Linked DNA regions of Homo sapiens: all the other regions are linked to region 3. A link is an interaction called in ENCODE POLR2A ChIA-PET data of the cell type or tissue named here. Cell type or tissue: OCI-LY7. All regions are shown on one strand.

Evidence for each region. Peaks named below come from ENCODE experiments on the same cell type or tissue, not always from the same donor. Only the 100,000 strongest peaks of a DNase experiment are listed, where the experiment ranks them.
Region 1: POLR2A ChIA-PET joins it to region 3 with 60 read pairs; 7 of 35 experiments call an interaction of 5 or more read pairs at or near these places.
Region 2: POLR2A ChIA-PET joins it to region 3 with 34 read pairs; 5 of 35 experiments call an interaction of 5 or more read pairs at or near these places.

Annotation. Positions count from the first base shown.
Region 1 is chr2:226,906,463-226,911,462 of GRCh38, reverse strand. It overlaps RHBDD1 (rhomboid domain containing 1), which reads right to left. Exons shown (of 9, transcript NM_001167608.3): 6 at 4,582-4,670; 7 at 2,585-2,641. Among named protein-coding and RNA genes, the nearest start is that of RHBDD1, 73 kb to the right of the region's middle. In OCI-LY7, no CTCF peak of the experiment used is centred here; DNase peaks (open chromatin) are centred at 2,102, 3,022, 3,692, 4,852 and 1 weaker place; H3K4me3 peaks cover 4,072 bases; H3K27ac peaks cover 4,127 bases.
Region 2 is chr2:226,914,094-226,919,093 of GRCh38, reverse strand. RHBDD1 (rhomboid domain containing 1) reads right to left here. Exons shown (of 9, transcript NM_001167608.3): 8 at 4,743-4,886. Among named protein-coding and RNA genes, the nearest start is that of RHBDD1, 81 kb to the right of the region's middle. In OCI-LY7, a CTCF peak has its summit at 2,125 (motif pointing right); a DNase peak (open chromatin) is centred at 2,213; H3K4me3 peaks cover 1,001 bases; H3K27ac peaks cover 2,307 bases.
Region 3 is chr2:226,838,124-226,843,123 of GRCh38, reverse strand. RHBDD1 (rhomboid domain containing 1) reads right to left here. Exons shown (of 9, transcript NM_001167608.3): 2 at 4,970-5,000; 3 at 3,497-3,715. Among named protein-coding and RNA genes, the nearest start is that of RHBDD1, 4.6 kb to the right of the region's middle. In OCI-LY7, no CTCF peak of the experiment used is centred here; DNase peaks (open chromatin) are centred at 2,963 and 3,763; H3K4me3 peaks cover 3,237 bases; H3K27ac peaks cover 3,201 bases.

The DNA.
Region 1 (5,000 bases), 68 kb before region 3:
TCTGCAACACTAATAGAATATTTATAGAGACGTCACTGAATAGCATGGGATGCTTCAGCAATCCCTGCTTAGAGAAACTGCCCAATTCCCTATGAATGCCAATTATTTTACTGGAATACAAAAAGTATATTGGGTAATTTCCCACATGGCTCATTATCACTTTCAAACCCATGTGGAAAGCCATTCTGTTATGTAAGATCTACGCAGCATTTCTACCTATCCACCCCCAAAAATGCTCAGTTAATTCAAAAGCCAAAATAACCCAAGGTCTCTGAATATTTGCTCACCACATAGAAACTGTATATCTACCTAGAGTTTTAATTGCCAGATACACATGCGATGATTTGAGGCAACATTTTCTTGATGTAGAAAAACATTTTTATTCATGCTATTTCTTATTTTAAAATAATCTGGCAGTTCTTCAATGAAATAAAGTCAACAACTCTAAACATCTGAATATTATAAAAACAAATTTGGTACTTGTCAGACAAAATATGGGGAAAGAAAATGGGAAAGTTTTGGTGCCTTAAATCAGAAAGACCAGTGTGGCTAAACGTTCTATATCGTCAATCATAGATCATCAACAGGACCCAAAATCTCATCAGTATCTATTATAATGAGAACAGATCTCCTCCCGTAGGACCAAAAATTTTCTATGGATGTTTCACTGGCCCAATCAGATGTTTTAAAATCTTCATAATAAACATTCCTGGAAAAACCTAGCAATCAAACAATTAAGATAAATAAATTTAAATTATGTCCTGAGAGGAATACTAGTTTAATTTTTTTTTTTTAGTTATATACTTAGGCTCTGTAGTAAAAGAAAATCTGGTTGTCATTATTCTATTAACTACTCCATCTGTTCCTTATACACATACCAGGATTTCATGGCAAAGGAGATCAAGAAACACCACCAAGATTAGAAAAATTGGTAACAGCTTTTTAAATATTCATGCGGTTCTTTGACCTATAAAGACTTTTCCAGCTAAGGACAGCCATATTAAGAATAAATCATTACTTGTAAGATATACATATGCTCTCATAAAAGTTCCCTAGATGACCATTAGCATAGCCACCTGGCCTTAAGTAGCTCTGCCTTTGAAGAAATCCAATCACTTCAGAGAAAGGCATATAACTATAGTAATTTTACAGAGGTTAAAAGAGGTAAAAAGGGCTTTTTATTATTTTTGCCCTTAATTCTCTGGTCTGTGTGACTGTGCTTCTTCCACATAAGAAGGAAAGAAGCTGTTCTCTTCAGTCCTCTTTTTTAAAAAATAGAAAATAAATCGAGTGCAAAAGAGAGAGAAGACAGTAAGTAGAACTGCCCTATTTTGTAAGGTTAAATTGGCAGAGTGTCAATCTCATATCCTTACACAGTAGAAAAGGCAGGAGCTAGGAATAAGATTCTATTGGAACACACCTATACCCACTTGTTTACATATTGTCTCTGGCAGCTTTCATGCTACAAGGACAGGTTAGTTCCAGCAGAGATTATATGGCCAATAAAGCCCTTGATGCCTGAAATATTATCTGTCCGGTCCTTTAAAGAAAAGGCTGCTAGTCTCAGCTTTAAGCTATAGTGGTCCTCAATTAATATAAACAGAAACACATCTTAGTCCATTTGGGATGCTATAACAAACAGCCATAGACTGGCTGGCTTAAGCAATAGAAATTTGTCACAATCTGGAGGCTGGAAGCTTGCGATGCCAGTGTGGTCAGTTCTGGTGACGACCCTCTTCCAGGTTGCAGACTGCTGACTTCTTGTATCCTCATGTGGCAGTGAGGAAGCTAGAGAGCTCTCTGAGGTCGCTTTTATAGGGACATTAATCCCATTCATGAGGGCCCTACCCTCATGACCTAATTTTTTCCCCAAACTCCTACCCTACTAAAATCATCACATTAGGGGTTAGGGTTTCAACGTATGAATTTGGGGACGGGCACATTCAGTTCACTGCATTAAGACATGAGTGTTCCAATGGCCATGGCTAACACCTGGCTGCTGGGCCTGATCTAAAATACTACCGTGTAGCCACCCCAGACTGGAATGCAAAGGCTTTAGCCTAAAATAGGTCTTACGCTTTTAACAGGAAGTCTTTTCTATCTATTTACACAGATACTTAGAAAAATACATTCTTCCTCATTAAGTCACATGGCATTTGTTAGAGGCATGCCTATTTTAGCATCTGACGGTATGCAAGGGTTCCTGAATATACACAGGATGGGCCATGGAGAACTATACACCTAAAACCAACTTTTAACACTTTCCCAGCAGTAGAGTCTCAGACTGAGACTTAAAGAACCAAGGTCTAATATGAATCTTATCACACATGAGAGACCTCATACCAATCATACCATGTTTTCATGCCTGAGTTACCTCCTTCCCTGGCCTTCCCTACCAACCCCCACAAATATGCTCCCTAGGCTACCCTCCATCTAGCTTCCAGGTGTGTTAGAGGCACAGTTACACAACATGTGAATGACCCTACCACAGCAGAAACTAGTAGTATCCTAAAGTACTCTGTAGAGCTGAACACTATAATTTTAAAAATAAGTTAAAATTTATTAAATGAAATACAGTGCCTACCTGAACTATTAAAGTAGTATTGCCGTCCTGGGTAACCAACACTGGAGGAAAAACCGCCTAAACGTAAAAGAAATAAACATTTTAATGGCAGCCATAAAGCTTTAAATGCTAATTGTTCCAGTAATTAGAAAGTTCTCTGGACAAAGCCCAAGGTCATTTCAAATGATTTCTAAACACTTATTAAAATAAACTCCCTTTTGTTTGGGGGCCAGCCCTAACTGGAAAAGAGTGTGTGTGTGTCCCTACAGGGAAAAGAATGTGTGTGTGTGTGTGTGTGTGTGTGTGTGTGTGTGTGTAGTGGAAAATGAAACCCTAATTTACACTCACTGAAGTTCCTTAGTCTTTGCCTGCCAAAGTACCAAGCCTCGGCTTTGATGTCTCTGTACAAGCAGAGACACTCTGGCTAAATGGAGAACCTTCCTCAAAGAAGGTGTTAGGAGAGCCATCCTCCCTACCCTTCCTAGGGGACTTCACTCTTTCTTGTCCCTACAGAAGGCAGTAGGACTGTCTACTCAGTCAATTTGGCACGGCTGAATGAAATGAGAGAGGGAGGGCCAAGGGCCACACCCTCAGGGTGACCCTCCTCTTCCAGGAGGCATCAGACAGCAGCTTCCACATGCTGGGTCGTTTTCCATGGGGTTCCTGTGTCCTTCAATTCTCAGCTCACAGAAAAAAGGCCGAGTTCGCAGGCTATTTGCAAATTGCACTGAGTGTTCTAATTTTCCTATTTAATTTGCTATTGTATTTATTACTTTGAAAATGGAGTGGTGTAGAAATAAGTCACCACTTATTTTTTAAGGCTTTTAAAACTAAGAGTTTAAATATTATAATTAGGGGAAAATCCTCTTTAAAAATTAAACAAAGCACTTGCTTAAATTTCATAACATGTCTGCAAAAAGCTTTACTAACCGCTTCATCATGAGACACAGAAAAAAGAAACAAGACATTAAACTCCCGAGAATCATCTCTTTTATCAGTACTAATGAGTATTAAATTGTATTGAAAATACAATAAAACTGGACATTTTCAATAAATGAAGCTCCCACTGCCTCCTCTAAGTACGTACAGTGGAAACACATTAATAAGCAAACGTGGGAAAATGAGGATCTGCTTAAATGCAACACAGCCTGTAAAAATCAACCAAAAGTGAACACGACCTGCTAATAAAGGTGCCAGTGCAGTGCCTGGAAAGCTTTCTACTATCATGAATATTATATGGTTCTCAAGAATACCAGTCATCAGCACAAACTGTGAAACAAATTATTTATGGTTCAAGAAAAGGTAAAATAGTCTCAGAAGACTTCCCATGAATAAAAGATGAAATAGTGGAACTCAGTCTATAAAACAAGTGTTTGCAAACCAGTTTTCTTACAAGTCAAAATGAGAATCGCATTGAAAATTAAGAGGTCTAAAAAATACAAGTATTTCTAAATGAAATATTTTCATTGAGTATCAATTTGAAGGGAAAAACAAAATTAAAAAAAGCAGGAGCTAAGCTTCAAGCAATAACAGACTTGGTTTCGCCATGCATGAATATATGGCTCATCCACCAAGGACCCGGTCATCAGTCTGAATTCTTTAAAATACTGGCCATGCACTTCAGTCCAGGCTTTGTTTTCTTTTTCACCTTTGCCTTGCACGTATATTAATTCATGGACTATTATAGAAGAATGCATTATTTTAAAGGCACTTTAGTTCTCTGCATTCTTTAGGAAATCGTGGTTTTCTGCGGGTAGCATTAAGGTTGAGGGTATAAATATATACTGATATTTGTCCCCTAAGAAAGTATCAGATTCGAAATTTAAGTTTGCAGCCTCTTTTGTGGAGCAATGTAAGGAACTGCACTGGTTGTTTTACCTTTCGGTTTAAAAAGAAAAACAGGCATATTAGGGAATTCTTGAGCTGAACCACAGGGAAACTTGGGGTTGCTTCTGTTCACATTAAAATTAACATGAACTTCCAAGCTGTTGTCATGCCAAAGGTGTTTTATTCTGTACCTGCACATGCTTCCATGATTTTCTTCAGAGGCCCTTGAGTGTACATTAGTCCAACAAGAATCCCAGCCAGATGCCCAGCGAAGGAAGTCCTAGGAGGGAAGGAGACCCTTTGTGAGTGTTTGTTCTGCTGCTGATTAGAGACATTCTGTCTTCTCATTAGCCCAGTGCATGTCAAATAGTCACAGTCTGCAGGCTTTGTTCCACATCAAGTCTTTTATGCTAAGCAGCATTTAACTCAGTCCAAAGAACAACATCTCCTACCTTAAAAAAAAGTACAATGAATAACAACCACCACATGTTTAAAACGCAACACCCCTCCTTAACCAGGGGAAGTGGGTTGTCTCCTCCAGAGCAGTGGAAGCATTTGGTCAAGACAAGTCATTACATCGCTTTCCGTTTTTTTTCTGTACCTCTTATCA
Region 2 (5,000 bases), 76 kb before region 3:
AGGCATATGAAAAGGTTCTCAATATCACTGATCCTCAGAGAAATGGCAAATCAAAACTACAATGAAACATCATTTCACTCCAGTTAAAATGGCTTTTATGCAAGAGACAGGCAATAACAAATGCTTGCGAGGATATGGAGAAAAGGGAACCCTTGTACACTTTTGGTGTGAATGTAAATTAGTACAACCACTATGGAGAACAGTTTGGAAGTTCCACAGAAAACTAAATGTAGAGCTACCATATGATCCAGCAATTCTACTGCTAGGTATATGCCCAAAAGAAAGGAAATAATTATATCAAAGAGATATCTATATTCCCATGTTTACTGTAGCACTATTCATAGTAGCCAAGATTTGGGAGCAACCTAAGTATCCATCAACAGATGAATGGATAAAGAAAATGTAGTACTTATACACAATAGAATACTATTCATCCATTAAACAAAATGAGATCTTGTCATTTGCAACAACGTAGATGGAACTGGAGGTTACTGTGTTAAGTAAAATAAGCCAGGCACAGAAAGACAAATTTTGCATGTTCTTATTTATTTGTGGGAGCTATAAATTAAAACAAACTCATGGAGATAGAGAGTGAAAAGACGGTTACCAGATGCTGGGGTGGAGGATGAGCAGAAATGAAGATGGTTAATGGGTACAAAAAATAATTAGAATGAGTAAGATCTAGTATTTAATAGCACAACAGCGTGATGAGAGTCAACAATTTTTTTTTGTACATTTAAAAATAACTAAAAGAGTAGAACTGGATTGTTTGTAACACAAAGAAAGGACAAATGCTTGAGGTGATGGATACTCCATTTACCCTGATGTATTATACACTGCATGCCTGTATTAAAATTCTCATGTACCCCATAAATATATACACCTGCTATGTATCCACAAAAATTAAAAATTAAAAAAAATAAATGTAGTGAGATGAACAAACTAACTCTTTGCTAATATACAGCAAATTATTTTTAGATGCACACTGGTCACTTATAAGTCTTTGGATTATATGTTAAAATTATTTTCTATTTTCCTAATAGGAGTTAGTATTAATTACTTCATTGCATGAGTTTACATGCTGATTATATTAATTCTTTGTCAAAGTTTTCAATGGTCTATCTTCCACAATTTTTTCATTACTTTTCTGTTTAGAAAGTCCTATATTCAAAAATCATCAATTAACTATTAACTTTTATGATTTCTTTTCTTTTTAAAATTATTTATTTTTATATTTCATTCACCGTAATTCAAAATCCTAACCAAGGCCACTCTGTTTAAGATGTACCAAGTGGCCATTTGAGAGACAAACAAGTTCTACATACTTTTGTGATTTTTCATGAATGGAAAGAAGAGACTGTTTTAAATTCTGAAAATACATGTGTAGGAGGAAGGAAAAAAAGGGAAGAAAAAAACCTATGATTTTGTTAAAATAAAAGGTCAGATAGCAAAAGTAATTCAGCACAAACTCTGGATCATTTAGTCTTAGCAATCTTCTACTGTGAGGAGTTTTAGAACGTAACTCCATACTCACAAAGTAGAAGCTAGATTTTTTCAAACCAAGCAACTAGTTAGACAGAGGTAGAAACAAAACCCTTGGCTTCAAAATAATCCCAGAAATACTCTTCTCACCAAGCGAGTCTTATAGCATCTGATGTGTAAAAATCTTTTTTTTAAAGTAAAAATTATTCATTTCTTAACTGAAATGTTTTAAGGGTAAGAAGAAAAAATATAAAATAATTTAAAATAGGGGTAGTAAAACATTTTAAGTTGTTTCTATTTCTGTTCAGTATACTCTCGAGTTATTTTTACAAGAAGTTTTTTTAAGAATAAGATTTAAATTTATGAAAAATCAACACTACTATCAGATGACTTTCTGAAATCTCTGAAGGTAGCCTGTGTCTTTTTTTCTTTTTGCCTGTTAGTATATATTTCAATACCATTTACTGTTAAACAGGAAAAATTAATATTAATGACTTATATTAACTTAATAATAAATATATTCTTCATTAAGGAAACATCTCAAAAATCTACTCCAACTTTCTTCTGATTCCCAAAATGTAAGCCCTTCCTTTGTACCTAGATTCAAGTCTATAAAATTGCTCCAAAATCACCAGGGCCATCAGAGGGTGCTTTCATCTGCAGATCTTCCATGCTCATGTCTCTGAGCCCAAATTACTGAGGGAAGTCATTATTTTCTTTCTCTTTCAAAAAAGACACCTGTACTACTAGTACTAACTTCCTGTATAATTACTGATGGGGGCATATAGCAACCCTTTAGAAACAAAACTACAAAAGGTAAGCTTGTCTTCTTGCATTTCCTTTCTCTTACTACATTTAACATGGGAGGTTTTCTATGTCTCACATTCAAATATTCTCACTCGGGCTGCCTAATTTTTCCCTGATTTTCCATCACTCTTTATGAAGGCTTGCTACTTTAGAATACACATTTTCTTAACAGAAGATAATAATCAGAAGATGTCTCCCAAATATAAGTCCAAATCTTTCCTATCATGCTGTGTTCTTTGGCTCTTTTGACTTTATTTGAAGTCAGCCTTGAAGGGGATAGAGATAGGCTGTATGAAGTCCACGCTGAGAAGTTTTGCCCTGCCCTACTTGTCCTGTAATATTTCATGGATAGCCCAGTGGTGATTAAACCTGTGTGTACAGGAATAACCATGAGAATTTGTTAAAAATATAGGCTCTGGGGCCCTTTCCCCAGATTTCAGGATTCCATAGCTAAGGCATGCTTTTGAATGACTGTGATACTGGCAGTCCACTGACTATATGTGATACAGCGATTACAAAAATGGCTACAATTCTCCACCTCTCCCTCTATCCATAACCATTGCATGTGACTTTGCGGTTCCTCCAAGAGGTGGAGACTATCTCCCTATCCCATGAATCTGAGCTGGTCTTGTTACCTGCTTCAGTAACAGTATACAGAATACAGTGGAACTGACATTGTGCCAGCATAAGACTTGTTTATTTCTGCACTCTCCTGTAAACCTTATGCTGTGGCCTGGTGAATAAGCCCAGGCTAGCCTGCTGGCTGAGGAATGAGGCATGGCGTAACACCACCATTAGTCAGGCAGGCATGTAGAAGAAGCCATCTTAGAGCAGCCAGACCCCAGCAGACCAGCGCAGACACCTTAGCTCGCTAGCCAAAATCAGCTAAGCCCAGCCCAGCTGCTTCACATACTCATGAGCAAGAACAAATGTTTACTGTTTTAATCCACGAGTTTCAGGGTGATTCTTAACACAGTGATAGATTACTGATACATCATCACAGTTCTGAAACTCTTCACCTGAGAAATACAGATTTATGCCTTCTTCTCCACCTTCATAATTTAGGCTTTCCTTTCTTGTTCAGGTTACTGCAATATAGTCTTCCAACTTGTCTCCCGCTTGTTGTCATTCCCCACCTCCATGCACACTGTTGCTACTAAGACTATATTCCTTAAAGTCAGAAATTATATTGTCATAATTTATGTACTCTCATCACCTAGCATAATGCTTGGTACCTGATTGGTGCTCAATCTTCTTCGCAGAATGACTGCTACTACCAGATTCTTTTAACAGAGCTCTGACCACATCAGTGTCCCATGCAGAGCTCTACTGGCATTTATACCACACACTAAATCCACTTTCCACTTGGTCTATTTAATTCTAGGACCCCTGCGATCCGGACCCAGCCTAGCTTCCCACTCTTCTTCCCTTTCTTCTCTTATTGTCCATTCAAAAGTGAGGGCTGGCAGAACATGACCCTAACTTCTATGCTGATATTCAGACTTCTGCAGAGAATGCCCGTCCACAGCTCTTCAAGTTCTACACATTCTTGAAGGTCCAACTCAAATGCTATCTCCTCTGTGAAAATCTGATAGTTCTAGGTATGAAAAAGCTCACCATCTTCTCCCTACGTCTAACACTTAGCTTGAGCCTCTCTTAGTCACCTGATGCTAGGGTTACCTGTGTGGTATCACATCTAGTAGGCATATGCCCAAACACAGATTGTTAACTTTTTGAGGGTAGTTTCCAACTTTTACCACTCAGTGTTCCCTATTGTACCTACCATTGTACATGAAACATAAAACTTTAACAAATGCCCTTTAAATGAACAGTTGATTTTTAGTCGCTACTCAAACAATAAAAACAGTAATACCCAAACTCATAATCCAAACCTAGAACAAACATGGCAAAATATATACAGTGTTTTTTCAGATATCGGTTTATAAAAGAATCTCCTGGAAAGCCTGTTCAAAACACAAATTTCTAGGCTCTACCCCCAGACAGATTGGTTCAGCAGAAGTCAAATCTGAGCTTGAATTCTTAGCCTATGTGATGCTGAGGGAGATTTGTCGGAGGTTTATGGGCAATATTTTGATACTTAGTGACACTGAGCCTTCTTTACAAATATGAATTCCAAAGAAAATCTCTCTTTTTTTTATCATGCATCTAAGAATTTTAAGTTTCTTGACTTTAATGCCAAAGCATCAAGTACAGCAGGACTATAAAAAGAACCACTTTAACAATACATACACAGTCTGGCACCTTATTAGCTTAGGTTGCTGGGAATATGGCATCACACCCCATTCTTTGTAATCACAATCTGCACACAGTTTTCATCTACATATCCTTTTTCTGAACTGTTTAAAATTTAATTTGCTACAAATAGCTCTTTTTCAGACTACCTTACCACATGAGGTATGCTTTAAAATAACTGAAGGGCGCAAGACTCCTACCTCGGTCCCAGAGGCTGGCTTGTAATGCTCTCTCGAGCTGTTCTTCTTCACTCAGTCCTGCTGTGTACGTGTCATAGTTCCTGGGTGCTTCTTCATAGTGATCTGGCCTGCCATGCGGATAATAATCCTGATATCCAGAGCTGCCTAAAGGCACAAGGAAAAGGTTCTAGAACACAGCTATGGACTGTTGTTTTATACTTCCTGTTTTGTATAAGCAAAGACAAGCGAGTAAGGCATAACATTATTTTAGGTATAATA
Region 3 (5,000 bases):
ACAAAATCAATGTGCAAAAATTGCTAGCATTCCTATACACCAACACCGGCAAGCAGAAAGCCAAATCATAAATGAACTCCCATTCACAACTGCTACAAAAAGAATAAAATACCTAGGAATACCGCCAACAAGGGAAGTGAAAGACCTCTTCAAGGAGAACTACAAACCACTGTTCAAAGAAATTAGAGAGGACACAAATGGAAAAACATTCCATGCTCATGAACAGAGAGAATCAATATCATGAAAACGGCCATACTGCCCAAAGTAATTTATAGATTTAATGCTATTCCCATTAAACTTTCATTGACATTGTTCGCAGATTTAGATAAAACTATTTTATGGAATCAAAAAGAGCCCAAGTAGCCAAAACAATTCTTAGCAAAAAGAACAAAGTTGGAGGCATCACACTACCAGACTTCAAACTATACTAAAAGGCTACAGTAACGAAAACAGCATGGTACTGGTACAAGAACAGATACATAGACAGATGGAACAAAATAGAGAACTCAGAAACGAGACCACACAACTACAACAACTTGATCTTTGACAAACCTGGCCAAAACAAGAAATAGAGAAAGGATTCCCTATTTAATAAATGGTGCTGGGAGAAATGGGTAGCCATATGCAGAAAACTGAAACTAGACCCCTTATATTACATACAAAAATTAACTCACAATGAATTAAAGACTTAAATGTCAAACCCAAAACTATAAAAATCCTAGAAGAAAATCTAGGTAATACCATTCAGGACATAGGTATGGGCAAAGATTTCATGATGAAAACACCAAAAGCAATTGCAACAAAAGCAAAAATTGACAAATGGGACCTGATTAAACTAAAGAGCTTCTGCACAGCAAAAGAGACTATCATTAGAGTGAACAGACAACCTACAGAATGGGAGAAAATTTTTACAGTCTATCCATCTGACAAAGGTTTAATATCCACAGTCTACAAGGAACTTAAATTTAGGAGAAAAAAACAACCCCATTAAAAAGTGGGCAAAGGACATGAACAGACACTTCTCAAAAGAAAACATACATGCAGCCATGAAACATATGAAAAAAAGCTCAACATCACTGATCATTAGAGAAATGCAAATCAAAACCACAATGAGATACTATCTCATGCCAGTCAGAATGGCTATTATTAAAAAGTCAAAAAACAACACATGCTGGCGAGGTTGCAGGGAAAACAGAATGCTACTACACTGTTGGTGGAAGTATAAGTTAGTTCAACCACTGTGTAAGACAGACTGGCGATTCCTCAAAGACCTAGAGGTAGAAATACCATTAGACCCAGCATTGCCATTACTGGGTATATACCCAAAGGAATAGAAATCATTCTATTATAAAGATACATGCATGCATATGTTAAATGTGGCACTATTCACAATAGCAAAAACATGGAATTGACCTAAATGCCCATCAATGATAGATGGATAAAGAAGATGTGGTACATATGAAATATTATGCAGCCACACAAAGGAATGAAATCATGTCCTTTGCAGGGACATGGATAAAGCTAGAAGCCATTATCCTCAGCAAACTGACATGGGAACAGAAAACCAAACACTGCATGTTCTCACTTATAACTGGGAGCTAAATGATGAGAACACATGGACACAGAGCAGGGAGCCACCACACACTGGGGCCTGTCAGGGAGGTGTGGTAGGCAGGGAGGAACAATAGCTAATGGATGTGGGGCTTAATACCTAGGTGACAGGATGATCTGTGCAGCAAACCACCATGGCACATGTTTACCTATGTAACAAACCTGCACATCCTACACACGTACCCTTGAACTTAAAAGCTGAAGAAAAAAAAATTAGCTGGGTGTGGTGGCACATGTCTGTAGTCCCAGCTACTAGGGAGGCTGAGGTGGGAGGATCAACTGAGCCCAGGAGGTCCCGGCTGCAGTGAGTCAAGATCACACCACTGCACTCCAATCTAGGTAACAGAGTGAGACTCTGTCTCAAAAAAAATAAATAAATGAATGAAAAATGAATACGCCTTGAAAGAAAAAAACAAGAAATTTCCTTCAATATGTTAGGATGAGGGCGACTACATGGGCAGTATGCACAAAATTCATTCCTAGGTTTGTTCAAATTTAGAATCACAACTGATTCATTGCAACACACATAATTGCAATATTGCTGGTATCAGTAATATATTTTTAAAAAACGTAGTGAAATTTTTTTCACAGTATTGCCCAAGAGACTTTTTACTTAAGAAAAAAAAAACCCAAATTATATGTAGTTGCCAAAACACACATACACACAAGTCCACACACACACCCCTATATATTATTTATAAAACTGAAGTCATTGTAAGTAACATTTATATTTATTTCATTCATTACTATCCTGATATTGTGACTTTGCATTAAAAATGCATAAGCAAGTTAACACCTGGAGAAACAGCTGTTGGTGTAATGACAACATTCCTAGAGCTAATGCCAGAAGATCTGGGGTCAAATATGGAGGCCATCATGTACTAGTATGTGGCCTTGGGCAAATCATACAACCAGTACTGTAGAGCTTCTGTTTCTTTATCCATAGATGGCAAAAAATTCCACTTACATTCTAGAATCACCATCAAGAATAAATGAAATAGGGTATTATGTTAAAGCGTGCAGTGCATCACCAAGGTTTTTCACTCTCCTTTCCTCTCCTTAATGAGATTTTCCTGCCCTTAGAGCTAGATTCTATTACTGTGTAATTATGAGGTGCATGTAACAATGTCCAAGAAACTAGATGGTAAATAACCCCAACATGCAAACCGGAATGCACACATTGTTAGTTGGCCATCACGTAGATCCCAAAGGTCTCTTGCCCATTATCTGTTGCTTCCCAGAAATTTGATAGATTTTCTTTCCTGAAACAGCCAAAGTTATCTATGGGCTTTGAAATATCACCATCATGATATTGCCACAAAGCAGCTGGTTGATTGAAAGTAACTCCCCCTCCCCCAAGCTCCAGCTGTCACCAGGAAACCCTCTTCAATGTGTGAAAAAGACAATGTAATATCACTAACTACCACTATTAGTAACAATCTAACAAATACTTAGCATTTGAAATTATTTTTCTTATGAAGGCTCATTATTAACTAAAAATTAACTCTAAAAAAACACTTTACTATATAAATATAGAGTAGTTGCTTCCATACAACAAAAAAATGATAGGGCTATAAACACAAGTAATACACTTCCTTTGACTCCTTGTTTCTTTTTCCCCGAGTCATTTGTAATCCTAAACAACAGTCAGTTAAAATGCCAAATAGCTTTTAATAGCGATACAGCTGTCACAACTTGGAGGGATTTTTTAAAAAGCTAATTCCTCAAAAAAGTGCACAGAATCCTACTTTGTAAAATACGGGTCAGGTGGGTTTTTTTTTTTCTCAATAATCACTCACTCCTCTGCATGAGAAGCCATCCATATGGTGACATGGCTGACAACCTTGGAAATTGTCTTCAGAACAAGTTTGTGAATCCCACTTACCAGAATTCTTAATACCATTACGTTTTAGGTATAGCTCATGCCCTGAGGATTTCTATTCCACCACAGAGTTTCACGTCCAGCTCCCCGGAATCCGAGGTTCCCTAGGCACGCCTCCTAATATCGCTGCCAAGGACCAAGAGCCTGTGCCCTTCAACCTCACTGTTCTTAAAGCTTCTCGGCTCCTGAGTTTTACAGGTAAGATTCTGTTTAAGAGGCTCCCTGTTGAAAAAAAATATGAGGTCCATTGCTTACGTGGCTATGACTGCAACATAAAAGGAAATCTACCTTTTAAAGAATCGCTTCCGTTTTTAATAGTTTTTTTAAAGAACATTTACATATACATGTACGTATCTAATTTTACATATATAGAAAATTTCCTTTTATACTTGGTCCCCACCCCCATATTCCAATATACTGACAAATAAAATTATGACCTAGTGTGAGTCAAGTATTTTCTGCACTCATACATTCATATACAATATAAACACACAGAAATACATGTAAGAGATTTTGTTATCCCTTATTAAAAAATGTAATGTAAAACTTTTCACTTTGCTATTAAGAATTCGTGTTTTAAAAAAATATTAGCAATTTCAGGGCTAACAGCATTTTCTCATCCTTTGATGCATACCTTCAACGAGGTCTCATTTCCTGTAACAGTGTCCCCTTCTCTAGCTGACTGTCCCCATTAACTAACAGAAGATACTTTATTACTCATCCCCTGACCTTTGGATGTTTACCTTGCTGTAAACATCCAAAACAATTTCTACAAGTTGCTCTGTTACAGTGATAAAACTGAAGATGGTGTTTTTTCACGTTAAAGTTTCAACTTTTTTCAAGTGTTTGTTTTTTCTCATTCACAATAATATGAAAGCTTTGACTCCATTTCAGCATTTTATGGTTAAAAAGAAAAGCAGTGCAGTTAGGTAATAAAATTACCTCATTTATAAAAATATTATAAAATGAATGGCATAAAGTTAGGTTTGAGACAACAAATACCTTTTTTCCCTTTGTCCGACACACAACATTTACTGAGCCTCTGTGCCTAAAACAAGGTGGACGTGTTTTATGCGTTATTTCATTTAATTCAATGGCCTGAAGTAGCACATCCTATGACTCCTACTTTACAGAAATTCAAGTGGGGAGGATGTTAATTTGTCTAATGTACACAATCACTAAGTAGCAGAGGCAAGATTCAGAGCAGGGCTTGTCTGACCTAAAACCACAGATAGCGATCTGCCTCTCCGATGAGGAGAACAAAAAAAAATATTTAATGCCTTCGAAAAATAAACATTTCATGATGGGGCAGTGCCAATTTGGTGGCAGAGCTAACGAAATTATTTCCAGAATAATCCATTCAAAGTGACTTATGTTTATCTGAAAACTCTCTCAATATCCAGGAGCCATGGTATAGCCTTGGGAGCAGCGTGCTCTCATCAAAACGACATGTGTAGGCCACGGTTTGGCACTGACCTTCTCAACATTGCAGTGAATGTAGCCTTTA